Regions from separate parts of the Mus musculus genome. Here regions 2 and 3 are each linked to region 1. Evidence: chromatin loops called from intact Hi-C (ENCODE). Cell type or tissue: left cerebral cortex. All regions are shown on one strand. Region 1 holds the start of Tmem229b (transmembrane protein 229B). Region 2 holds the start of Pigh (phosphatidylinositol glycan anchor biosynthesis, class H). Region 3 holds the start of Gm46359 (a long non-coding RNA gene).

What was found. Peaks named below come from ENCODE experiments on the same cell type or tissue, not always from the same donor. Only the 100,000 strongest peaks of a DNase experiment are listed, where the experiment ranks them.
Region 2: a loop joins it to region 1, with 2.4 times the contacts of the local background. A loop is called at or near these places in 2 of 42 quality-filtered maps.
Region 3: a loop joins it to region 1, with 5 times the contacts of the local background. A loop is called at or near these places in 22 of 42 quality-filtered maps.

What each region holds. Positions count from the first base shown.
Region 1 is chr12:79,002,788-79,010,787 of GRCm38, forward strand. It overlaps Tmem229b (transmembrane protein 229B), which reads right to left and starts at 4,490. Exons shown (of 3, transcript NM_178745.5): 1 at 4,186-4,490. In left cerebral cortex, CTCF peaks have their summits at 3,763 (motif pointing left) and 4,504; DNase peaks (open chromatin) are centred at 2,836, 3,874 and 4,583; H3K4me3 peaks cover 1,640 bases; H3K27ac peaks cover 1,502 bases.
Region 2 is chr12:79,082,480-79,090,479 of GRCm38, forward strand. Pigh (phosphatidylinositol glycan anchor biosynthesis, class H) reads right to left here and starts at 7,191. Exons shown (of 4, transcript NM_029988.2): 1 at 6,961-7,191; 2 at 3,168-3,377; 3 at 1,137-1,220; 4 at 1-17. The coding sequence starts at 7,140. It overlaps 9230116L04Rik (RIKEN cDNA 9230116L04 gene), which reads right to left. Exons shown (of 3, transcript NR_110486.1): 3 at 6,226-7,506. In left cerebral cortex, a CTCF peak has its summit at 4,598; a DNase peak (open chromatin) is centred at 7,208; H3K4me3 peaks cover 1,256 bases; H3K27ac peaks cover 555 bases.
Region 3 is chr12:78,915,505-78,923,504 of GRCm38, forward strand. Gm46359 (a long non-coding RNA gene) reads left to right here and starts at 1,019. Exons shown (of 3, transcript XR_001780635.2): 1 at 1,019-1,531; 2 at 6,076-6,215. In left cerebral cortex, CTCF peaks have their summits at 996 (motif pointing left), 2,921 (motif pointing right), 3,985 (motif pointing right) and 7,670 (motif pointing right); DNase peaks (open chromatin) are centred at 2,925 and 4,011; H3K27ac peaks cover 344 bases.

The DNA.
Region 1 (8,000 bases):
AACGAGTATAATTTCTAATAGTAAACTAAATGCGCATCCTTATACCCACAGATATGTGTAGCTTTCACCCCTCATCAAAGAGACCCCTTTTTGCAACAGATGAAGACTATTACAGAGATCCACAACTGTCAAAAGTAGAGAATAAATGGCTGAGACCGTCCCTATCCCCAACCGATACGTCTACAACACAACCCCTAGGCCTGAGTGTCAGAGGAAACCACTGAACAGGGTGTAAAAAGATTTTAAGAACTGGAGTACCAAGACACCTACTACTAGAAAACATCTCCCAGATATGACAGGGAAGCTACTCCCAGGAAATTTCCACAGTATGGTTGCCTAAGACCTCCAAGGTGGCAACACCATGGCTTGTTGGCATACAGCATGGATTAGCTCTCCTAGTGCCACATGGCCAGTGAAATTTTCACACTGCCAAGATTCCAGAGGAAAGAGCAGTTTCAAGACCCAGTCCCTGCTCGTGTAGACTGTTTGCTACAATATTCATGTCTCTGGCTCTTCTACAACAGCAGCCGAGATAGAGAGCAGAAGCCCCCGAGAGCCATCAGAGAAGAAGAAAGGGTGGGGTCTAGAAGTCCTGAGATGCAAGTGGCAATGGCTGTGGACCATGGACCATGTCCAACCCCATCACGAAAATGTCATCACTGGAAAGGGACAGAAAGCTTCCTCTGAAGAAGCCGAGGGCCAGCATCACCCTACAATTTCAACCCCACTAAATTTACAGGTGAGAGAAATTGATGTCAAGATGAAGACTAGGCAGGACCTTCACTTGGAGGCGTGCAGAGCCCACTCCTGGAGCCTAATGCACGAGAGCAAAAGGAAGCGAGCAGGCTTTCCACGTTAGCCTGAGATTCAGCAGCTCACCCACCCAGCCTCAGTGTTAGGTTGAGATGTGTGTCACAGGAAGAAAGCACTTCCTTTCCCACGTACACTTCAATAAGTGGCAACAGCATGGAGCATCCCATAGCTGGATACGAGGCAAATGTATTTTTTCCTCTAGCCAAGGTATCATTATATAGCCCTGGTTGGTCTGGAACTCTATAGGTAGACCAGACTGTCCTCGAATCTTCCTCCTGCCTCTACCTCCTAAGGGTTAGGATTACAGGCGTTTGTCACCATGTGACAAACCTACAGCACCCAAATCCTGTTCTAGCATCCTGGAAAAGGTTAAGCCAAGAGTCATGGGAGAGTTGATTCTAAACCTTGTCTAATCCCAGGAAAGAAACGTTAGCGTACACCAGTCATCCTGTGGTGCTGAGAGTGACTGGAGGACCAGGACCAAGAAACTCAGCTCCTGTCCCCTTCCCCTCAAACTCGCTTACACTCTACTTTTCAAAAACAAACTGGTTTCCAAAATGGCGTGGAGGGAAGAAGCAGAAAATACAGCCAGTTTCAGATGATCTTAACCCCTTTCTGGATTCCTTCCTTGGCCAGGTATGCACAAAAGGAGCCCAGGGTGCCAGGGCAGAAACTATTCACACTTTAAAAGGAATGTTCTTGAATTTAAAAAAAAAAAAAAAACCAAACAAAAAACCCACTAAAGCCTAAACCACCTTGTCTTTAATTAGGGGGTAGAGACCGGGGTGGGGAGAAGGGGGTTAAAGGCCACAAATTTGAGAGCAGTAGAGCACAGGGAGGGTTAGCTATCCATTTTCTCCCTCAAGGACAGCCAGATCTGATATGGTCACTGCTAAACCAAGCTGCCTCACTTTACTGCTCTTAGCCAGCTCTCTCTCTCTCTCTCTCTCTCTCTCTCTCTCTCTCTCTCTCTCTCTCTCTCTCTCTCTCTCTCCCTTTGATACCAGAGGCCCCCACATCACCAGAGACCCTTTTCATAGCTTCAAGGGCAATTGCCACGAACGCCCTGGTTTGTCATCTGCTTTGGAGAGCTCAGAGATGTCCCATGAGTAGAGGCAGACAGAAAAACCACCCACCGCCTGTGTACTATAGCAACTTTTCTGATTTAAAAAAAAATGACACTTTTAAAACTAACACCGACCTTTCCCTACCACAAAAGCCGTAATTGAGCCCTTCCCTGTAAAATGACACTTTTCCCTTCCGAAACAACGCACAAACCAGAGTCAACTGAAATAACCACGCTCTAAGAGTCACTAACTCTTCTCATATCTTTCATTCAAGAACTCCAGGCTCTTAAACCTGTTTATAAATGTAGATCATGTCCCATCGCTTTCAAGGAGAGAGGCGAGGGAGCCCACACGCTTACCTCACAGATTGTGTATCTGAAAAAGTCAGTCCATAGAAAAGCCCTCTTATACCCTTTCGGCTGGAGAGGTCAGGCCACTGGGAGCTACCCTCAGCCTGTGAATCAACAGCTTGGGATAAACCCAACAGAGACAGAGCCATAATCAACCCCGCTAGTGGACAGAGGATCTCCACATTAAATGATGCTACCTGTGTTGCCTAGGTGAGCCACCCGACCTAACCTTAGCCACTTTAGTTCCAGGGCCACAGATGGGACACTCAGGGCACTTCCTTCTCTCCTGTGATCCCCGACAAGTCCTTGGAATCTCCCTCGATCCTATCTTGCAGTGGCCAAAAGCAAGAGTAAATGGATGGATCATTTCTCTCCAAAGACCAGCGTTCGTTCCATCACCCTAATGCCTGTCTCTGTCTCTGAACCCAAAGTCTCAGAAAGGGTAAAGGTTCACCTCAGCCCACCCCTCACGTCTCTGGACCTAGTTGTCCCTGTAGATGCATCCTTGGTCCAGCCACATGTGTCCTTAGCTCCTTCACAGAGATGCAAGAGGATCACCCAGAAGTACAGAGCTTACTGTGCCGCCTCTCGCCGGTCAGATCAAACAGAGAAGCAAGTGAGTGAAGCTCTGCCTTGCAACCAGGTAGATGACAGGAGCTCCTGGGTGGCTGTGCTGCCATAGGGCAGGAACCAATGGTCACATGCTTGCCATCTGCAAGCTGGAGGAACCTGGCTCCCAAAGACACAGATTGGGAATTGGGATCTTGGAACCTGGCTCAATTGTCTTCTAGAGAGAAAGACCCTATACTATTCTTAAGGGAGGTTCATCAGCTCGCTCTTTGACCCCTCTTCATATCACACACACACACACACACACACACACACACGAGAGAGAGAGAGAGAGAGAGAGAGAGAGAGAGAGAGAGAGAGAGAGAGAAAGAGAGAGAGAGAGACTAGGCTTTCTGAAGACCCCAGTATGATGATCATTTGTTATTGGGGTACAGAGAACACTCAACAATGGGTAAGCAGAACCCCAAGTTTACACTGGAATGCAGCTTTCGTGAGCATCTAACCAAAGTTGGAATAACCAGACACCACAAACCCTGAGCACGAAGAGATCATACCTCCATCCCCTAAGAAACCCCAGGAAGGAAAGGAGAAACGGTGAGGGAAAGAGGGGAAACGGGTCCTCATAGAAAGAGAGAAAAGAAGGCACCTGGGAAAGACGCCAATACCTCCCTGGCCTTGCCAGAAATAGGGCTACCCATCTCAACCCTCCAGTTCCCACAAGGAAACAGAGATGGTGAATGCAGGTGGCGAACTAGCAACCAGGGGCTGAGCACTGACCTAGGCACCCACCTGAAAAAAAAAAATGCCAAGGTGTGCAGCCCACCATCACCCAGTTCTTTTATGCGGACGGAAGAAAAGGCATTTTGACAAGGTTCCTTCCCCAACCCGCAAAGTCAGGAGGGTCTCTGGTCCCTACTCCCAAGACCTGGCTCTCCAGCGTCCATCCAGTCTGGCGCCCCCCTCTGTCCTTTGCAGAGGGCCTCGGGGTGCATTCCCCTGGGTTAGGGAGATGTCAACCTTCAGAGGTCTCAGATCCTCAGTCAAGTCTTTCACCCTCGTCTCAACCCGGCACCTCTTTGTTTCAGGCGGGGAAAGTTGCCAATGTGCACCCCTTTCACCAACACGCCCCCCTGTGCGCCCATCCCCCGCAGGGAATCCAAGCTCAGACACAGCATCTAATCTGCGGCTCGCTCTCCAGCCCCAGCAGCCTCTCCGAAACCGAAAGCAAAGAGGAAGCGGGATCCGGTAGTGTCCCCACGCGGGGTCGCCGGGTCTTCCCTATCACCGCCCCATCACCCGCGCCCCCTCGCTCAGCGCTGCCCGCCCCGCGCAGACACCTCTCTCCGCGGCGGAAAGGCCTCTGTGCGGGCATCGTGGGCACCTACCGGTGCGGGGCCGGGGACGAGGGTAGGGCAAGGCAAGGCAGGGTCGGGCGGCCGTCTGCCCGACGCAGGTGCGGCCAGGAGCGCGGTCTCACGGGCTGGCTCCCGCTCCTCCTCCGCGCCGGGACTCGGGGCGCTCTCCTGCGCCGCCTGTTCCCTGCCCCCACGCCCGGCGCTCCGGCTCCCCCCGCGCCGAGTGACCGGACGAGACTCCCCCACGCCACCCGCCCGCGACTATTCCCGCATCCAGTGTCCGCGGCCGCCGGGGCGGCGCGGGGCCCGGGTAGCTGCAGCCGCTGCTGCCCCACGGAACCCAGCCCCAAGCGGCGGCGGCCGCACTCACCCATAGTACGGATGCGGTGCAAACTGCACATGCTCGCTTCTGACAGGCGCTCTGCCCCCGGCCCTGTTTAACTCCTTCAGCGCCCGCGTGTCCGCCGGGCCCGCTGCCCCCGCCGCCCACGCCAACCCAGACGACTCCCGCCACTCATCCCCAGCCTGGGGTCAGCCCTGCCAGGACTCCGCTCGCAGCCTCCGCAGCTCAGGTGGCTGCTGTAAAGATTCCTTGGCCCTCCCTGCCATCCATGTGTGGAGTAAGGGTCACCTCCTGATTGTAGGAGTTGTAGGGAACTGCTTGCAGAACATTCACTCTGGGTATCTGGGTATTGTGAAGGTTCAGGCTACCAGAGATCCACACTTCACATGGTGTTGCACACCCACTGTGTGCCCTCAACGTATTTCATACAAATTAATCTTTGAAGCAGGCAGATCAGGTCGGGTTTTTTTGTTTTTTGTTTTTATCATCATCATCATCGTCGTCGTTATTATTCTCATTTCTAAGATGGAGAAACTGAGGCCCGTGCAAAAACTAGAATTTGCCTCAATCAAGGCCTGGACCTCCAAGGTCCACGATTTGGTTTGTAAAGATTAAATGGAATTTTTTTTCTGAGGTCTTCTTAGGAGGTGCAAAACAATGGACATTACTGTAAAAACAACAAAAGAAAGGCAACAAAAGCCCTTGGCAATTTAGAATTCAGAACGTGGGAAATCAGCTCAATGAGGCCAAGTTCAGATAGGCCTTTCAACTAGTCGTGGGTCCTGCAGGAAACAGGAATGAAATTTCCCTTTCAGGCACCAACCATGAGTGCTGGTGCTGGGTACTTCAGCCAAGAGGAACATACAATCTTGAAGGCCTATAATAACATGTGGGAAGGTCTTGTTTTCTGCTTTTAGGATAGGTCTGTTCTTGAATTCCCCACACTCCTGTTCCCACCTGCCCAATGTTAGGATTACTGGAAGGCCCCAACAGGTCTGGCATGGACATGTATGGATGTCCATTTTAAAAATAAATCAGATATGAACCAACCAGACCCCCCAGAGCTCCCAGAGACTAAACCACCAACCAAAGAGTACACATGGAGTGACCCATGGCTTCAGCCGCATATGTAGCAGAGGATGGCCTTGCCAGTCATCAATGGGAGGAGAGGCCCTGGTCCTGTGAAGGCTCCATGCCCCCAGTGTAGGGGAATGCTAGGGCAGTGAGGTGGGAGTGGGTGGGTGGGTGAAGGCAGGGGGTGGGGGGAGGGGATAGGGGGTTTTCAGAGGGGAAACCAGGAAAGGGGATAACATTTGAAATGTAAATAAAGAAAATATCTAATAAAAATGTTTCAAGGAAAAATGAATAAATAAAAATAAATCAGAGAGCAGTCTTTCACAATTCTCACATACCCTATGGGTGCCAAGGCCTGACCTCAGAGGTCTGGTGGTAGCTGCTTCTTCATACATTTGTATGCATGTGTGGGGCTCACAATCTGCCACCCCACCACCCCTGCACAAATGGGGTGCTGAGAGAACTAAATTAAAAGCCTGCACAGAAGCCGGGTGTGGTGGCTCACAACTTTAATCCCAGCACTTGGGAGGCAGAGGCAGGCAGATTTCTGAGTTCAAGGCCAGCCTGGTCTACAAAGTGAGCTACAGGACAGCCAGGGCTATACAGAGAAACCCTGTCTCAAAAAACAAAACAAAACAAAAAACAAAACAAAACAAAACAAAAAGCCTGCACAGATGCAGCATGGATTTAAAAAAAGGGGGGGAGGGGGAATTTAGGGAGAGAGATAACTGTATTGGTCAGAGTTCTCTAGAGAACCAGAACTGATAGAAAAACATATATGGGGTTTATTGGCGTGACTTACAGGCTGTGGTCCAGCTAGTCCACAGATGGCTATCTCCTAACAGAAGGTCCAAGAATCCAATAGCTGTTCACTCCACAAGGCTGGATGTCTTGCCTGGTCTTCAGTGTATATCAGGATCCAGTAGAAGTAGGCTCTAATGCAGTAAAGAATGACTTAGCAGCAGGATAGATGAGCGTGCCAGTGAGAGTGAGGGCAAGCAGGCAAAAAGCAAAGAGCTTCTTTCTCCAGTGTCCTTTATATAGGATGCCACGAGAAGGTGTGGCCCAGATTTAGGGAGGGTCTCATAACCTCAAAAAATACAACCAAGAAAAATCCGCCACAGGTATGCTCAGCTGCTTGGGTTTTTAGTTAATTCCAGATGCTGTCAAGTTGGCAGCCAAGAATATCCATCACAATGACTAAAGAAACTGCAACACTTCCTTAAAAAAACAAAACAAACAAACAAACAAAATAAAAACAAGCCGGGCAGTGGTGGCACACACCTTTAATCCCAGCACTTGGGAGGCAGAAGCAGGCAGATTTCTGAGTTCAAGGCCAACCTGGTCTACAGAGTGAGTTCCAGGACAGCCTGCTCTTGGAGGCCACAAAAGAACATTGGAACCCCTGGTTCTGAGTTACAGACTGTTGAGAGTGGTTGTGTGGGTGCTGGGAACCTAACCTGGGTCCTCTGCAAGAACAGCAAATGTGCTTAACTGCTGAACCATCTCCCTAAGCCTGTTTATCTGCCCCCCCCCCTTTTATAATGTGCCAGAAGCATAGAGGTCTCAGAAGAGCAATGCAATGCAAGTTTAAGAAAAAGGTCACAGAGTTCATTCAACCTGTCTCGCCCCACCCAAGAGAAGGAGTCAGACTGCTCTTCTACTTCCTGAACCTAACCTGATGGATCCTGTCTTCCCTTGATTGCCTAATGAGACCACAGATCTCCCATCAGTCTTCTGTCCCTAGCCAGGGTATTCCAGGATCAACAATGACACATCTCTAAACTGGAGTGGGCAGTGTGGACCAGGGAGGGGCTTTAAGCCCATTCCCATACATACTCTCTTCTTGAGAATCTGTTCTTCAATAAGGAACCAGAGTGGGGCTGGGGATGAAGCTATGAAGTAGCGCGCTTGACTGGTATGTATGAGTCTGGAATCCATCTAACATCATGGGTGAAGCATTGGAGTTCAGGTAGGAATGACAAGCATTATCTTGGGCCCCCCAGACCAATAGAGAATGTCTACAGCTACAAGATGCGATTGATAAGAACTTTCGGCTTTCCTTGTCTCCTGTGTACTAGAGATACTATCGCCTACCTTATGAATATGATGTGATAATCCGGTGACTTCATACATGTGAAGTCCTGAGCACATAAGTAGACTTTCAATAACGGGAACTGTTTTCTCTTGGGAGTAAAGCCAGGAGAAGAACTACAAGCACTCAAATGGGCTATACAGAAAGACACAAGACTCTCCCAACTCAAACAAGTGACCTCATTAAACCTAGCAGCAAGGTCAAGCTGATGAGGGGGTATCCTCTGCACCCCTTGCTGTGGAACAAAGCCCTCTAGTCCTCCCTGTGTCTGGCAGCAGCTTGGCTTTCTTCTGGGCTTTGGGAGGCAGCACTCTGCAGAGGAAGGAAAGCGTT
Region 2 (8,000 bases), 80 kb after region 1:
AACCGGGGCTTGGCACTCTGAATTCCAAAGTGGAGAAATACAGAGTCAAGGAGAGTGTAAGAAGAATCCACCTGGCCCCTTAACCTCTCACATACACCACTGGCTCTAAATGGCAGCCGTGAACTAAGAGACACAAGGTTGAGGGAATGAGTGCTCTGCCAGGAGGTCTCCAAATCCAGCCTTTGTATGTGGGTGTGTGGGGAATAAAGACAGGTTTTTATTTGATTTGGCTTTGGTTTGGTTTGGTTTCTAGACAGGGTTTCTCTGTGTAGCCCTGGCTGTCCTGGAACTAACTTTGTAGACCAGGCTGCCTCAAACTCAAGAGATCTGCCTGCCTCTGCCTCCTGAATGCTGGGATTACACGCACGCAAAATACAGCTTTTAGCCTGACAAAATTATATGACAGTGGCACGACCATCTCAGAAAATGTTTCAAGTTATGAAATAAGCCTCAGAGCCTAGATGGGTAGTTTAATATAAACATTCTGAGAAGATTTTGTACTATAAAATGTAATACAATTAAAATTAAGACAAGCCACAGGATAGGAAAACTGTATAAAGAACATCCAGTTTTAATAAATGTTTCCTATTCAAAATAACACAAAATTATTACAAATACATAACTGGTCTCTAGGTTCTACTCATCTAGCATAGAAGACTGATAGTTTACAATGAGGGGGTTTAGGGAACGTGCCACCATAGTGGTTTTTATTGTAAATCAAAACAAAAGATAGTCTAAGCATTATCTAAAACCTATCAATAACATAGCTAAATAAGCTGATATTTCAATATAATTAAATATAATTTAAGTATAATGGTTCTGATAGAAAATATATATATAATATTTATTACATATTATGTATAATATATATGTAAAAAAACCCTCACCCATAAGATATCACTGTGAAAACATAGATGGACAGACCTGAAGTACAAGAATGTGATTGCAGGCAGAAGTGGTTATAGGATTGGTAACTCTCTTCTCTAAAATCTAAAAAACTCCCTTTACTCAAATTGGTTGTGAGATATTGCCAGTACTCTGTCAATAGACGTTCATGTGCTGCTGAACAAAAGACGTAAGGGTAAGCAGAAAGAGAAGTCAGGGTTTTACAGGAGAAGGGAGAGCACGGTGCTCACCTGGAAGACAGGAACTACTCGAGAGATCTCGTGTGGCTTCCCCGGCTCCTTCAGTAAAATGCAGAGGTAGTAAATGACCTTCTGCTGTAAGACAAGAAACCAGAGACCGCAGTGAAACTCAGCTTCTTTCTTTTTTCTTCAGGGGAAGGCTAAAAAGTCCTTCTCATCCAGGGAAATACTTTATGAAAGGTATTACACTACATCTATTATGTAGTGGAATATCTGACAACTTCTGAAGTACAAGAAAAGTATATGTTTGCCAAGGGGGTGGTGGTGGTGGCAGTGGCACACGTCTTTAATCCCAGTACTTGGGAAGCAGAGGCAGGGGGATCTCTGTGAGTTCGAGGAAAGATCTACAGAGTGAGTTCCAGGCTAGCCGGCTGCACAGTGAAACCCTGTCTCAAAAAAAAAAAAAGACATTTTCATCTCTTATTTTTATTTTAAATATAAAAAATATATTTGTTTTGGTTTTCTTGAGACAGGATCTGACTAGGTAGTCCTGGCTAGCCTGGAACTCCCTCTGTAGACCAGGCTGGACTCAATCAGGGAGATCCACCTGCCTCTGCCTCCTAGGTGCTAGGATGAAAGGCATGAGCGGCTGTGGCAGCAAGAGATCACCCACTGTATTGTAATATGCTCACAAATAGAAACAGCATGGCTAGATTAAGGTAGTTACTCACACTATATACAATCAGGATGGCCACTCTGAAGCCGCAGGGCCTCACTTAGGGTTTTATACTTCATCAACTACACTTTTATGCCACGTATCCACTACAAAATAAGAAAAAGCACGACAGAGTTGAAACTAGAATAGCAATTAGCTTTATATCTTCCTTCATAATTTCATGTGTCCAGTTGCCTACATTTTGTCCTTTAAAAGGCCAGCCCCCCCCAAAAAAAAAAAAAAAAGCCAAGTATGCCCCCACGAACCAAAAGTCCCACCAACCAGGACCAAGGCAGGTGGCTGCCTGAGAGTAGGTTAGATATTAGACCTGGGCAACATAACCTCATTTCCTAGAGGACGTAAACAAACAAACAAAAAGACATGTCTGCATCTGAGCTACGAGATTAAAGGTGGAATGGTGACTCTCTATCCATGACAATCGGCTACTTCTTCAAAATAGTCACAGTTTACATATTTGCTATGCTTTTTAATGGAGTGTACTCCTACTCCTGTTAATCAGGCATGGTGACATACGTCTCTAATCCCAGCACTCAGGAGGCAAAAGCAGGTAGATCTCTGAGTTTAAGACCAGCCTGGTTTACATAGTAAGTTCCAGATCAGCTAGGGCCTCACAGTGAGACCCTGTCTCAAAATCAAACAAACAAACAAAAAAAGAGTAGAGGCAGGCAGCTAAAGAGATGGCTCAGCAGGTAATTGTGCTTGCTGTTCTTCCACAGGACTAGAGTTCAGTACCTAGCTAGCACCCATGTAGGGTAGCTCACAACCACCATTTTCAGGGGATCTGACATCCTCTCTGGCCTCAGCAGGATACACACACACACACACACACACACACACACACACACACACACACGGATAAGCAAAAACAAAAGCAAAAGGGGAAAGAGGCAGGAGGATGGGAAGTTCAATGCCAGCATAAACTATTCAATGAGACCCTGACACAAAAGATTACTGGAAAGCAGCATTCAGTGTTACACTTGGCAGCAACCCCAAGCACCTTGTGTTTATTACATACCATCACTGGGATGTCTGAGTGACTATACCATCTAAGTGTAGTATGTGCTCTGATGTCTGTACAGCCAACAACCTTGTGAACAACACATTCCTTGCAACATACCCCATCACCGAGGAAAACACGACTATAAAGAAACTTTTACTTGAATATAAGTTTCTCTTCTACAGTTCACAGGCATGCCAGTCAAAAAACTACTTGTATTGGAACAGAGGCACCTTAAATTTAGTTCTGTGACAATGAATGCTGTATTTGGATGCAGTTTAGGTCCCAGCACACCCCATGGGCTGACTGCCTCCTCTGCAGGGCCCAGAAGTACCACCTAGACACTTACCATGTAGATAGCCTCGTTAATGATAATGTCCTTGACCTTGTCCATCTCTATGAAGGTGGTACTTTCTTTGCCCGATGCATAAGATGAAGTCATCTGGATGCCAAGTGAGTCGATGATTAGTAGAGTCTCCTGGTCAATCTTCACAAAATGGAGGTAACCAAGCAGGCCTAAGATGGTGATGAAGATGGTGGCAGAGAGGACCATGCTATTCTGAAGAGAGAGCCAGACGCAGGCAGTAAGATCACCAAATGCCCCTCTGCACACGCCTATGCTATTCAGCAAGTGAACTGGACAATGAGGAAAAGGCCTCTGCTCTGGTGGCTATGCTGTGAGGTGAACAGATGAGGGAACCTAGATGAAGGGGAAATAGCACTGACTCCTCTTCCAGAGGTCCTGAGTTCAATTCCCAGCAACCACAGGGTGGCTCACAACCCTCTGTAATGGGATCTGATGCCCTCTTCTGGTGTGTATATGAGCTACAGTGTGCTCATATACATTAAATATATAAATCTTTAAAAACAAACAAACACCAAAGCAAAACAACAAAAACCAAGAATTTTAACAAACGAGTTCAGCCACACACTTCTGCTTGCCAACTCTGAGCGAAGAATGGCTCTTAACATTTTTTACAAGGTTGATGGAAGAACAAAAAGAAGCAGATGCAGTGGCTCATGGTAATCCAAGCTCCCAGGAGGCAGAGGCAGGTGGATCAGGACTACACACACCGAGCTCCAGGCCAGACAAGGCTACACACACAGTGAGACCCTGTCTCTAAACAAACAACAAATAACAAAAAGCAGGCTGGAGAGATGGCTCTTCCGTTAAGAGCACTGGCTGTTCTTCAAGAAGACCTGAGTTCATATTCTAACACCCATGTGGAAGTTCACAACTGTCTATAACTCCAGTTCCAGGGGACCTGACACCCTCTTCTCACCTCCTTGAGCACAAGGCATGTATGTCATGTACAGACATATACGCAACACACCCATACACATAAATTTTAAATAAAAGGACAAAAGAATATGGGACAGGGATCCACAAAGCCTAAAATATTAATTTGGCCTTTTAAAGAAAGAGCTTGATGACTTCCGTTCAGATGATTATTTCTGGCTGGTAAGCAGGAGTGAGAACAGGGCCTCTGATGACCCAGAAACAGCTACTTTCTGCTAATTAACTTCAGGTGCAGGGTGGTGTCTTGCAAGCAGTGCAAACTAAATAAGCACCGTGGAAGAAAGCCAAGGTAAAACTCAGCCCTCTACAGGTTGCAAGAATGATTAAAAAACAAAAGTCTAGAATACTGTGTTACTGACTTTAAAGTGTCAGAGGGAGGAGAAAGAGAAGAGGAAGGGGGGAAGGAAGGAAAAAATGATGGAGAGGGAAAAAGAAGAGAGGGAGACAGAGAGATAGATCAATGCACACAGCTGTTCCATAAAGACTTCCAAGGCCTCAGGACCCAGGTGGTGCAGAGAAGTAGTGCATGCTGACAGGTGCACTCTGCTGAAAGGGTACTGCACTGCAGATTGGAGTGATGTTAACTAAACCGATCAAAAGCAGGGGATGACAGGCTGAAGAACAATGAATGCTTAGGGAATGTTACCCACTCAGCCTCTGTTAAGATAATCTGCCTCAAAGTCCATTTTCCTGGCCAAAATTCTAAGGATGCACACCGCTCATCTGAGTCAGGGTTGAGCCACACATCTGAAGGAGTCCTTTGAGAGTTCTTTCCATGAATGAGTTTGAATAGGAGCAGAGATCTGAACTCTTGCACACAGAGGCCTCGGGAAGTCTTGAAGTAATGGAAGAGAGCACAATTACTTGTGCATTTGGGGGACATTTGGGTGTCCATGCCAGAGAGATGAGTGCAGTAGGGAACTGACAGAACAGCTCTGAGCTGGGTGTGGTTCACTCACCTGTCAGCCCAGGCCTTCACAGGGGCTGAACCAGGACGAAGCAGAGTGTGTGGACAGCCTAAACTACATAGCAAGACCCTGTATCTCTGAACAAACCAACCAGTAACAATTGCAACTGCCTGAGATCTGCGAGGCCAAAGTACAATGGAAAGGGATTTCAAAGTCAGGCAGCTCCAGTTTGGAAGCCCAGCTTTGTCACTTTATCAATGTCAAGGTTATTAAAGTATTACTCTTTATGAACCCCCCCGGGGGGTTGAAATAAGAAATTCAGCAGATAACTGCACGGGTATCAGGAACATAGGCTGGCATTAACATTCAACTGGGCATGGTGATGTATCCCTTTAACAACAGCACTTGTGAGGCAGTGACAGGTGAATCTCTGAGTTACAGGCCAGCCTGGTTTATACAGTGAGTTCAAGAACAGCCAAGGCTACATGGTAAGACCCCAACACTCCCCATCCCCCCAAAAAAGAATAAAAATCCAATTATATTAAAAATTTTGGGGAAGGACTAGGTCAGTTTAATAACTTCAACTGACCTGTGAAGACACTTTTAAATATAAATTGGTAAAGATTAGGAGTCTTTTAAAAAATACTATTTGTGTTGTGTTTGAGGCAGGGTTTCACTGTGTAGCCTTGGTTTGTTCTGGAGCTGGTAATGTAGACTGATGTAGCCAGGCTGGCCTTGAATTCAGAGATGTTCCTTCCTCTGTTTCCCTAGTGCTGGGATTAAAGGTGTGCACCACCACACCAGCCCCTACTATTTATATTTATTTATTGTGCAGAGGTCAGAGGACAATTTTTTTGAATCCATTCTTCCCTCCCATCATGTGGGTTCTGGGGATTCGGCTTAGGTGGTCAGGTTTGGCATTAGGTGGTCAGGTTTGGCATTAGGTGGTCAGGTTTGGCAGTCGCTGCAGTCATCTGATGAGCCATTCATTCCCCAGACCCTCAGTGAGGGGACTTAACTTCATCTATGAAAATCTGTGCAAATTATGATGCTCTGCCACACACTTTGATAGCATAAATGTGATTGAACCAGGTATGATGACACACACCTTTGATCCTAACCCTAGGGAGGCAGAGGCAGGCTCCACATAGAGCCTTCCAGTCCAGACAAAGTAAGAATAATAATAATAGCAAAAGAATAGAAAAAAGCTAAGGGATGTTTTAATACAAACAATATGAAAATTGCAGAAATAAACAGTTCTGGTGTACTGGCTCTATTAAGATCACTCCTGGAATAATATATTCATTTTAGGGCTATACAGGGAGTTAAAACAGAACAGAACATCCTGAACAAAGGCCAATCGGATGACTCTTTTTGCTTGGGAACTGTCACAAAATAATAGCAGTTGACCTTCGCAATATTTTGAACCATTAATTTCAACTTAGAGATGTTAAAAATGAGGCTCGGGGGGAAAAAAGATTAGAAAGTCTGAAAACTGAGCATAGAAAACCCTCGTGTCTTAGACCTGGCAACACTTTAGAAAATGCACTTAAACTGGGGAAGGGTTGGGAGAGGGGATGGTAGTTGACCTGGCCTTGAGAAACAGATATTAGGTGGAGATTCTGTACTGCACAGTTGTGGAGGCAAAAACTTTTCTGTAATTCTGTCGCACGCCTGCTATCCGTTGGCTTTGGTACCCAGTAAGTGATGCGGGAGGATGCACTGAGTTCTCTGAGGAGGTTATGTTCCATGAATGAGCAGGGCAAGTAGGTCCACTGTGGTAGAACGTCCAGAAGCACAAACTTCTCGGGGAGGGAGGGCAGTCCTGCCGTGGAACGGCGACCCTGATCCAGGGAGTCCCCACCCTCCCGGACCCACGGGTCAGCCCCGAGACCTCTCCAAGCTGCCTGCGCCGGCCGAGCGCCCGCCTTTACCTCGCACAGGGTGAAGAGCCCGTAGGCCGCCAGCCACACCGCGCAGGTGACCGCGGTGAGCGAGCACAGCGACAGCCGAGCCGAGCTGAGGCCGAACTCGCGGCAGTACGGTGAGTAGTAGCGGCACCGCAGGGCTAGGCGGCCGCCGCAGATATCGGAGAAGCTCTTCTCGTCCTCCATGGCCGCACACACCTGAATGTCGCGCCGCTCTAGCCCACCCGGAGGCTCGAAGTCTCGTTGGCTCCCGACCATCCCGGAAGCGGCTGAGCCCTGCCTGTCCGCGCAGCCGTAGTCGCTCACTGAGAGCAGGGCTGGGACTTGCAGCAAGTTCTCCCAGTTTATCCTTAGCCCAAACTCCCCAGAACCGCGGCACCAGTTTTGGGCAGATTAAGATCTCTGTTCATTTGACTGACTCATTTATATTGTTACGCCAGAAAGACTCCCCCAAAATGGTCTGCAGGTGTAACCATTCATTCATTCATTCATTCATTTCCCTGCGAAGGGATTTTAGGTACTGAAGATTTCTGTCTCTACATAGCTTCTTTCCTAGTAGGAAAAAAAAAAAAAAATAGACGTAACTTAAGTAGTGTTATTGACAAAAATGTTCAGACTAGTAGAAGGTCTGGGCAGCTTTAAGTAAAGGTCTTAAAGGTCTTCGCCATTAAACCTACAAGGGCCACACTGTTCTGTGGGGAGTTGGGGTGGAGGTGGGGGTAGTCTCCAGAAAGAAGGACCAGGAAAAAACAAAGTTGGAGGCTGGAATGGGTTTCAGTCACAGGAATCAAAAAACTAGCAAGGCTAGGATGCATGGGAAGAGAAGGTAGGCTTTGAGTTGGGCAGATGGCTCAGCTGCTAAAGAGTATATTAATCCAAAAAAAAAAAAAAAACGAGAGGAGAAAGACCGCCACCCAAATCATCATGACCAAATTAATTAAAGCAAGCTTTAAAAATTCACATACACGGGCTGCCTCCTCCTGAGATGGGGTTCAGCTTTGGATGTGAAGGCAGGCTTTTATAGCTCAGGGATAGGAAGGTTTCCA
Region 3 (8,000 bases), 87 kb before region 1:
ACACACACACACACACACATACACACACACACTACCCCACCCCTAAACCTATTTGAAGGACCAGGCTAGTATCACAGTGGTAGATTCCCTAGCATGAGAGAGGTTTTGGCATAGGAAGAGACTGACACTTTTGGAGATAGACAGTTCTTAGAAACGCCAAGACACGTACTTTTGATATGCATGCTAACCAGTCCAGAGGCACCCCTCCCCTATCTGGCCTGTACACCCCAGGAGACAACACATTTCTGCTTTAATCATCTCGAAGTCATCCAAGGGCCAGGCACAAGACAACCAGGGGCACCCCAAAATTGTAGAGCCCTTTATGGGCAATCCCAGACTGTTCCTCCTGCCTTCCTGACCTTCCCTCACTAAAGACCACAGCCTAAGTTTTCTCCTTCCTTGTGTCTTAGAGTTTCTGACTGCAGCCCTTCCTGTCTCTGGGCTTGTGAGTATATGAACTTCTCCATGTCTTTCCTGCTTCTTTTCTCACGAGTGTATCTGGACTCTCGTAGGAGAGTCCCAAGCACAGCTTCCCCAGGCCTGCGCTTGGTGAGCAAAGGCGACATATAAGGAATTCTGAGTGGATGGAATAGCTGTGTAATGTATAAGGACATTGATAGCAGAAAAACTACAGGTTTTTGTTTTGTTTTGTTTTGTTTTTTTCTGAGACAGGGTTTCTCTGTGTAGTCCTGGCTGCCCTGGAACTCACTCCGTAGACCAGGCTGGCCTCAAACTCAAGAGATCCACCTACCTCCGACTTTTGAATGCTGAGAATAACGGCGTGGGCCACTACTACCCAGGTGAAAATATAGGTTTTAAAATAATGCCATTATTACTATTTTAGTTGTTAGGGTTACCAAGGGCTGGAGAGATGACTCAGTGGTTAAGAGCATACACTCTTGCAGAAGACCTGAATTCTGTTCCTTGTGCTACATCAACCACAGCCATCTTTAACTCCAGACCCAAGGATCTGACGCCCTCTTCTGGCCTCCATGGGCACTGCACTCAGCAGCACAAACCCACACAGAGATATACACATACTCATATAATGAATAAAAAAAAAATTTTTTTTTTGAGATGGAATCTCACTATGCAGGCCTGACTGGCTGGAGGGGAACTTGATGTGTAGACCAGGCTGGCCTTGAACTTGTAGAGTTCTGCCTGCCTTATTTTACAGATGAGTGTTTGCCTGCTTGTATATCTCTGTACTGCTTGAATGCCTGATGCCCATGGAGGGCAGAAGAGGGTGTCAGATCCTCTAGATCTGGTGCCCCCATTTGGCATGCAGGTGTGAATGCAGGCAGAACTATATATCATTCCCTCAACCTTGCCCTCTGTCCTGGGTGTTCCCTCTTCTGCTTGACTTACTCTTTTGGTGTCGCTTTCCATTGTTTCCCTTGCTACTATTGTTTGTTTTCTTAAGACAGGGTATCACAATGGAGACTGGGCTGGCACAGAACTTACTGTGTAGAACAAGGTAGCCTCAAACTTTTGGCAGTTTTCCTGCCTCTCTGCAGGGTGAGCCTTCAGGGTGAGTATTTCCCACTGTACTTTTTGTTTGCTTTATTCAGCTTTTTTTTTTTTAAGTTTAAAAATTGCATTAACTGATTTATTTTCTGGTGGCGAGGACACAGGGCACGGCAAACCTGTGTGTCTTGAGTTCAGAAGGTGAGAAGGGAGCTTGCAGGAACCAGTCCTCTCCTTCTGTCCTGTGGGTGCCGTGGATCAGACCCAGGTCATCGGGCCTGGCAGCTACTGCCTTTACCCACAGAGCCATTTCACTGGCCCTTCACTGAGTTTTTCATCTCCAGAATTTCAGATTGATTTTTTTTTCTTCAAAAATCTCAGTCTCAGCCGGGCGCGGTAGCGAACGCCTTTAATCCCAGCACTAGGGAGGCAGAGGCAGGCAGATTTCTGAGTTCAAGACCAGCCTGGTCTACAGAGTGAGTTCCAGGACAGCCAGGGCTATACAGAGAAATCCTGTCTCAGAAAAAAAAAAAAAAAATCTCAGTCTCCTTGCTAGTTTCTCATCCATATGGTGGCTTTCCCATACATTGACATTCTTACTGTGTCCCCTCTACAACCTTTTTTGTTGGTGGCTTTTTGAGACAGGCTTCTCTGTGTAAAGCTGGTTGTCCTGGAATTTGCTTTGTAGACCAGGCTGGCCCCAGCTCAAAAAATCCCTCTGTCTCTGCCTCCCGAGTGCTGGGATTGAGGGCACATGCCACCACACTTAGATTTTTTTTTTAAGATTTATTTATTTATATATCATGTAGCCCTGGCTGGCCTGGAACTTGCTATGTTGACCAGACTGGCTTTAAATTGACAGAGATCTTCCTGCCCCTTCCTCCTAAATGCTGGGATTAAATATATATTATACCACTCCCAGCTCTCTCTCTCTCTCTTTTTTTTTTCTGAGACAAGGTTTCTCTGTGTAGCCCTGGCTGTCCTGGAACTCACTCTGTAGACCAGGCTGGCCTCGAACTCAGAAATCCACCTGCCTCTGCCTCCCAAGTGCTGGGATTAAAGGTGTGCTATTTTTTTTTTAAAGAAATACACTCAAAGTTTATTACCACGAATGACCATAGGCGGAAAATGGCAAAAATGTAAAGTATGAAGCTAAAAATTAACTATGGTAAAAGTTACAATAATAAGTAAATTAAGTTAAGGATGGGGCCAGAGAGAGGAGAAAGAAAAAATGGAAAGAAAAAAAAAAAAAGATCAGGGGAAGGGAGAGAAGAAAGGAGAGAGGAGAGGGAAGGGAGGGAAGAAGAGAGGAGAGGAGAGGACAGGAAAGAGGGGGAAGGGAAGAGAGGGGAGGGGAGAAGAGGGGAGAGGAGAAACAAAGGGGAGGGGCAAGTACTACACCACGTTGCTGCCAGTTTTAAGTGAGTTTCATCATCAGAGTGGCCACTAGAGGGCAACCAAACCTCGCGTCGTTGAAATGGTCATTGGCAGGTAAGGTGGAGGAGGCTGTGGCAGAAGTGCTTTCTCTCCGCAGCAGATTCAGGGGATCCAAGCTGGAGCCAAAGCCTCGCTCCTGTGCTCCCTCCTTTCTTTTCAGGGTTCCTGTACTAAACCCAAGACACAGTCGGAGTATTCTTGGTGTTTATAGGAGCTTGGGAATGTTGTATTGGCCTCCACTCCCCCAGATGGGGCATCTCTGCTGTTTCTAGAACATTTGAGAAGCTATCTACCCACATACACAAGGTGTCCTCAATGCACCAAACTCAAACTGCACCTTGCTCCTTAAGATCAGAGTAAAATACACAGTGATAGCTGGGGGGGGGGGGGGGGGGACGGGGACGCTTAGTGATTAAACACTGGCCATGCAAAAGTGAAGACCAGAGTCCCAATCCTCATGACTAAAGCTGCTTGAACAGGGTAGCCCATTTTAAATCCCGCCTCAGAAGATGAAGACAAGACCCTCTAGAGCAACACGGCAGGAGAGACTACCCATACCAGTTAGCTCTGGGTTTAGGCAGAGAGACCCTGCTTCATTGAATAAGGTAGGAGAGAAATCAAGAATGATGTGCAAAATCAACTTTGACCCTCCAAATGAAAACCATACACATTGGCGCCCAAACATGCAAACGGAAAAAGAAATAACTTAAAATTTATCGTCTGTTGTGGCGTTTTCAAACAGAGAAACGGGACAAAGGCTTTCTGCCAGGACGTAGCATTTATTTGTTCTGGCACTTGATCAGCAGATTTATATCCAAAGACTGAGCCCCACGTGCGGCAAGGCGTAGCTTGTATACTTTTGTTAGTTCCCCCATACATTTTATTACCTTTATCTCCCTTATAGGGAAACATCCATTCTAATTATGTGGTCTGTTACAGGCTCAAGATATAGCCATGCATGCATACACAGGACACAGGTCATGCCATGTTTCCTTCCCTTTGTGTTGGGAGGACAATTACCACACACCCACGCGAGCTCCTTAGGTGCCTCCTAGTGCTTACACATATGTAATCTTCCAACCATCCTCTAGAGGGTGCTATTGCCATGATTGTTGCGTAAGCCTACAAACTCAAGCAGCCCGCCTCCTCAGCGTGGCTTTTAAGCTGTATGTACCCTGCCTTTGCAGAGAACTGCATGTTAATCTACCTCACGGTCTCCTTCCACCTTTGGACTAAGTCAGGGATAGAGACCCAGCTTACTCAGCTCAGTCCTGCCTTTCCACCCTGGGCTCGAGGCCTGTCCTTTCCTTCCTTAAGTGTTGGGTATTTGTCATTCTGTGTCTGTGGAAGAATTCCTGCACCACCACCACCCCACATTCACCTGTGATGTGACCTGGCAACCTCATGATCTTTGAGCAGCCAGCTTCCTCATATAATGATCTAAAAAACAAAACAACAACAACAAAAAACATTTAAAAATATATTTATCTTATAATTTTACATAAATAAGTTTTGCCTGAATGTATGATGTTTATCACGAGTGCCTAGTGTGACAAGAAAGTTGTAAGCAGACATGTGGGTGCTGGGAATTGAACTCAGGTCCTCAGTGAGAACAATAATTGTTTTTAACCATTGAGCCAACTCTCCATCCCTCATCTGGTAATCTTAATGTCGGTCTTCATGGCAAGTGGAACGACCTCATGGGAGTCAGAGAGATGCTAGGATTACAGCATTGGGAGAAATATTAAGGTTTAAGATGTATCATTTCATTTTATATACATTAGAACCCACAGGGATAAAATAACTTTTTCAAACTCCATCAGGCTGAAGCTGAACCGGAAGCGAAGTTTTCCATTAATAACACTATCAGCGATGGTTATACCTAACACCTGTGTAAGAGGTGTTGCAAGCCAGCAAACCAACAGTAGACCCTTTGTATTGTCTTATCATTTAGTATACCTGTAACTTGGAATGAGGGCAGAGAATTTTATTTGCTTTCGCTTCTTCAGTAAATGTTTTTGAAAACGACTTTTTGAAAGACAGGGTTTCAAGTCTCCCAAGCTGCCTTAAACTTGGATGATCCTCCTGCTTCCACCTCCTTGGTGCTAGTTAGGATTACAGGCATGATACAGGGGTTAGAAAGAAGACACAGCGTGTAAGAGCACTTGCCTGCTATTCTTCCAGGAGACACACACCAGGCAGCTCACAACACCCGGACTACAGTTCCAGGGTATCTGACAACCTCTTTTCGCTTCTACTGGTCACACACAAACACACACACACATACAATACATACTCACACACACATATACACACAAACACACTCTCATATACACACACACTCTTCATTTAAAAAATCTTTAACAGTATTTTCCACCTTTTACTTCACTGAAGACATGGAATGGGCCAGGGTGTGGTTTAGCAGCAGGGCCTGTCTCTATTACATGGGAAGCCCTGAACATGATCCTCAGAACTCAAAAAATAAACATAAGAGACTAGTGACTGGAAAGGCGGTCCCAGAGTGTGAGGCTGAAACAGCTTTTTCACAGGACCTGAGTTCAGTTCCCAGCACCCAAGTTGGGCAGTTCACAACTCCCTCTAACTCCAGCTCTAGGCAATCCAATGTGTTCTCCAGCCTTTGAGGTCACCTGAAGTCATGTGTACCTACCACCCCATAAACTTAGTTAAAATAATAAAAACACATCTTAAACACACAAACCTGACACACAAAACAAAGATACAGAGCAAGAAGCATGAGCTCTTTCAACCCTTCCCCCGGCCCCTTCTGCTTCATGGGTAGTCACTAGTGATTGGAAACATCTACCCAGAGGTTCACAGTTTAAACAATGCTTTTCCATAAATCATCTCACGGATTCTAGCACTAACTCCGTAAGACATGCTGGGAGTAAATGATTATTGTCTCCATTTACAGATAGGGTTTCAAAATGTCTAGCGACTTGTCCAGAATTAGGTCTCTAAAAGATGGTGGAGCCAAGACTGAAAGCCTGGTGGTCAGAAACTTCTAAATTATGCCCCACTGAATCCCTTGATGACAGAGCCTTGGGTACTTGAAACCAGAATGTCCCATAAATAGTCCTGCTACAAAGACAGATTTTGCAGTTGGTCAGGAAACAGGAGAAAATTTGTCCTTCCTTGATGTTTGCATTCCAGAGGGGGGACTGCTCATGTTCTGCTCTGGGCAGGATTTCAAGAACACCCCTCCCCTGTCTCAGCGGATCTAAGGATGAAACGCCAGCAGTGGAGAGGCCCAGGAAGATGGACTGGAGCCATCCATACAGCTGCCTTCACAAGTGAGTGTAGTGTGTACTCTCACACTTGAGGAGCCGAAAGTCTGAACTCAGGGTGTCCAAAGGACTAGGTTCTTTGAAGATGGGAGGGAACCTGTCCCGAGTCTCTTACCTTCTGGGGTATGTTGGCAATGATGGAATGTTTTGTTTTGCAGACACATTCCTCCACTTTGTCTCTCATTCACAACATGGCTTCTCCATGTGTTTTCTCTTTTATAAAGACACCAGTCATTGGGTGTAGGGTCCATCCTAACCCCAGTATGACCTCATTATAACTGATTCTGCTTGCAAAGGCCTTATTTAAAATCAGTCCCATCCTGGAGGGCATGAATGCTGAGGAGACATCATTCGACTTAGTACACTGTCTCCTCCTGTTTCATACATTAAGTGGGGACGGCACTTCTGGAATATTGAGTCTTTTAAAGATGAGTAATGTTTTAATCCAGGAAGATAGTGCAAAGATAAGTCTGCCCATTTACAGGGAGGGAAAAGTCAAGAGGGAAAGGCAGCTGTGAGCGTCCTCAGCAATCCAAAGACAGCTGCTGGCTGATGCCAAGAAATGACATCTGCTGGGTCAGGAGGGTGGAAGTGTATCATTTTAGCTGTGTGGCTTTTGGGTCAAATGCTTTTATTTTAGTAAGCACAAGAATAAGAGTGGCCTAGGGGAAAGGGAACAGAAAGGGAGAGAGCAAGATTGTTCAAAACAGAAACTCAGAAAATAAAGTATGTGGTTGGGGTTGAGTAAATGCTTTGGGGTAAAACATATTTACTCAAAGAAAAAAATTAAATAGAAAGAGTAAAGAAAAACCTGATTGACCTAGGGATGGATTTTCATTCTGATTTTTTGTTTTGTTTTGTTTTTGAGACAGACTTTTGTGTGTGTGTGTGTGTGTGTGTGTGTGTGTGTGTGTAGCCCTGGCTGTCCTAGAACTATCTCTGTAGGCCAGGTTGGTCTAGAACTATTTCTGTAGGCCAGGCTGGCCTCAAACTCACAGAGATCCACTTGCCTCTGCCACCTGAGTGCTGGGATCCTGTGCCACCACCAACAGTGTTTCTGATTTTTAAAAATCTTTTAAAAAAATTATGTGTATGTGTGACCATGTGCACATGAGTACAGGTGCCCTTGAGGCCACAGACATGGGGTTCCCTGTATCTAAGAGTTGCCGGTAGTTGTGAGCCACCTGGCATAAGTACTGGGAATCAAACTGTATTCCTGTGTGAGAGTAGTCCCTGCTTTAAATTACTGAGTCACCTCTCCAGCTCCTTTAATTCTGATTGTGAAGTTGAATAATAAGACTAAAATGGGGAGGAAAAAGACAAAATGGGATGTATTATATAACATATATAATTATTAAAATTCATTTGGAATCTGAATGGGCAAAGTTTTGTTTTGTTTTGTTTTGTTTTTAAGGTTGGTTTATTTACTTATTATATATAAATACACTGTAGCTATCTTCAGACACCCCAGAAGAGGGCATCAGATCTCATTATGGATGGTTGTGAGCCACCATGTGGTTGTTGGGATTTGAACTCAGGAAGAACAGTCAGTGCTCTTAACCTCTGAGCCATCTCTCCAGCCCAGGCAAAGTTTTTAAAAAGTTGTTGTTGTTTGCTTGAGACAGGGCCTCACAATTTAACCCATCTTGGCAGGAATTTATAGTCCCCCTCATCAGGCTTGTCGGTGCCGGATCACAGGCATGTGCCACCATGACCAGCTCAAAACATATCAGGACAAAAATAAGAAAAGATAGTCACGTGTAGGGACACATACCTTAATCCCAGCGCTTG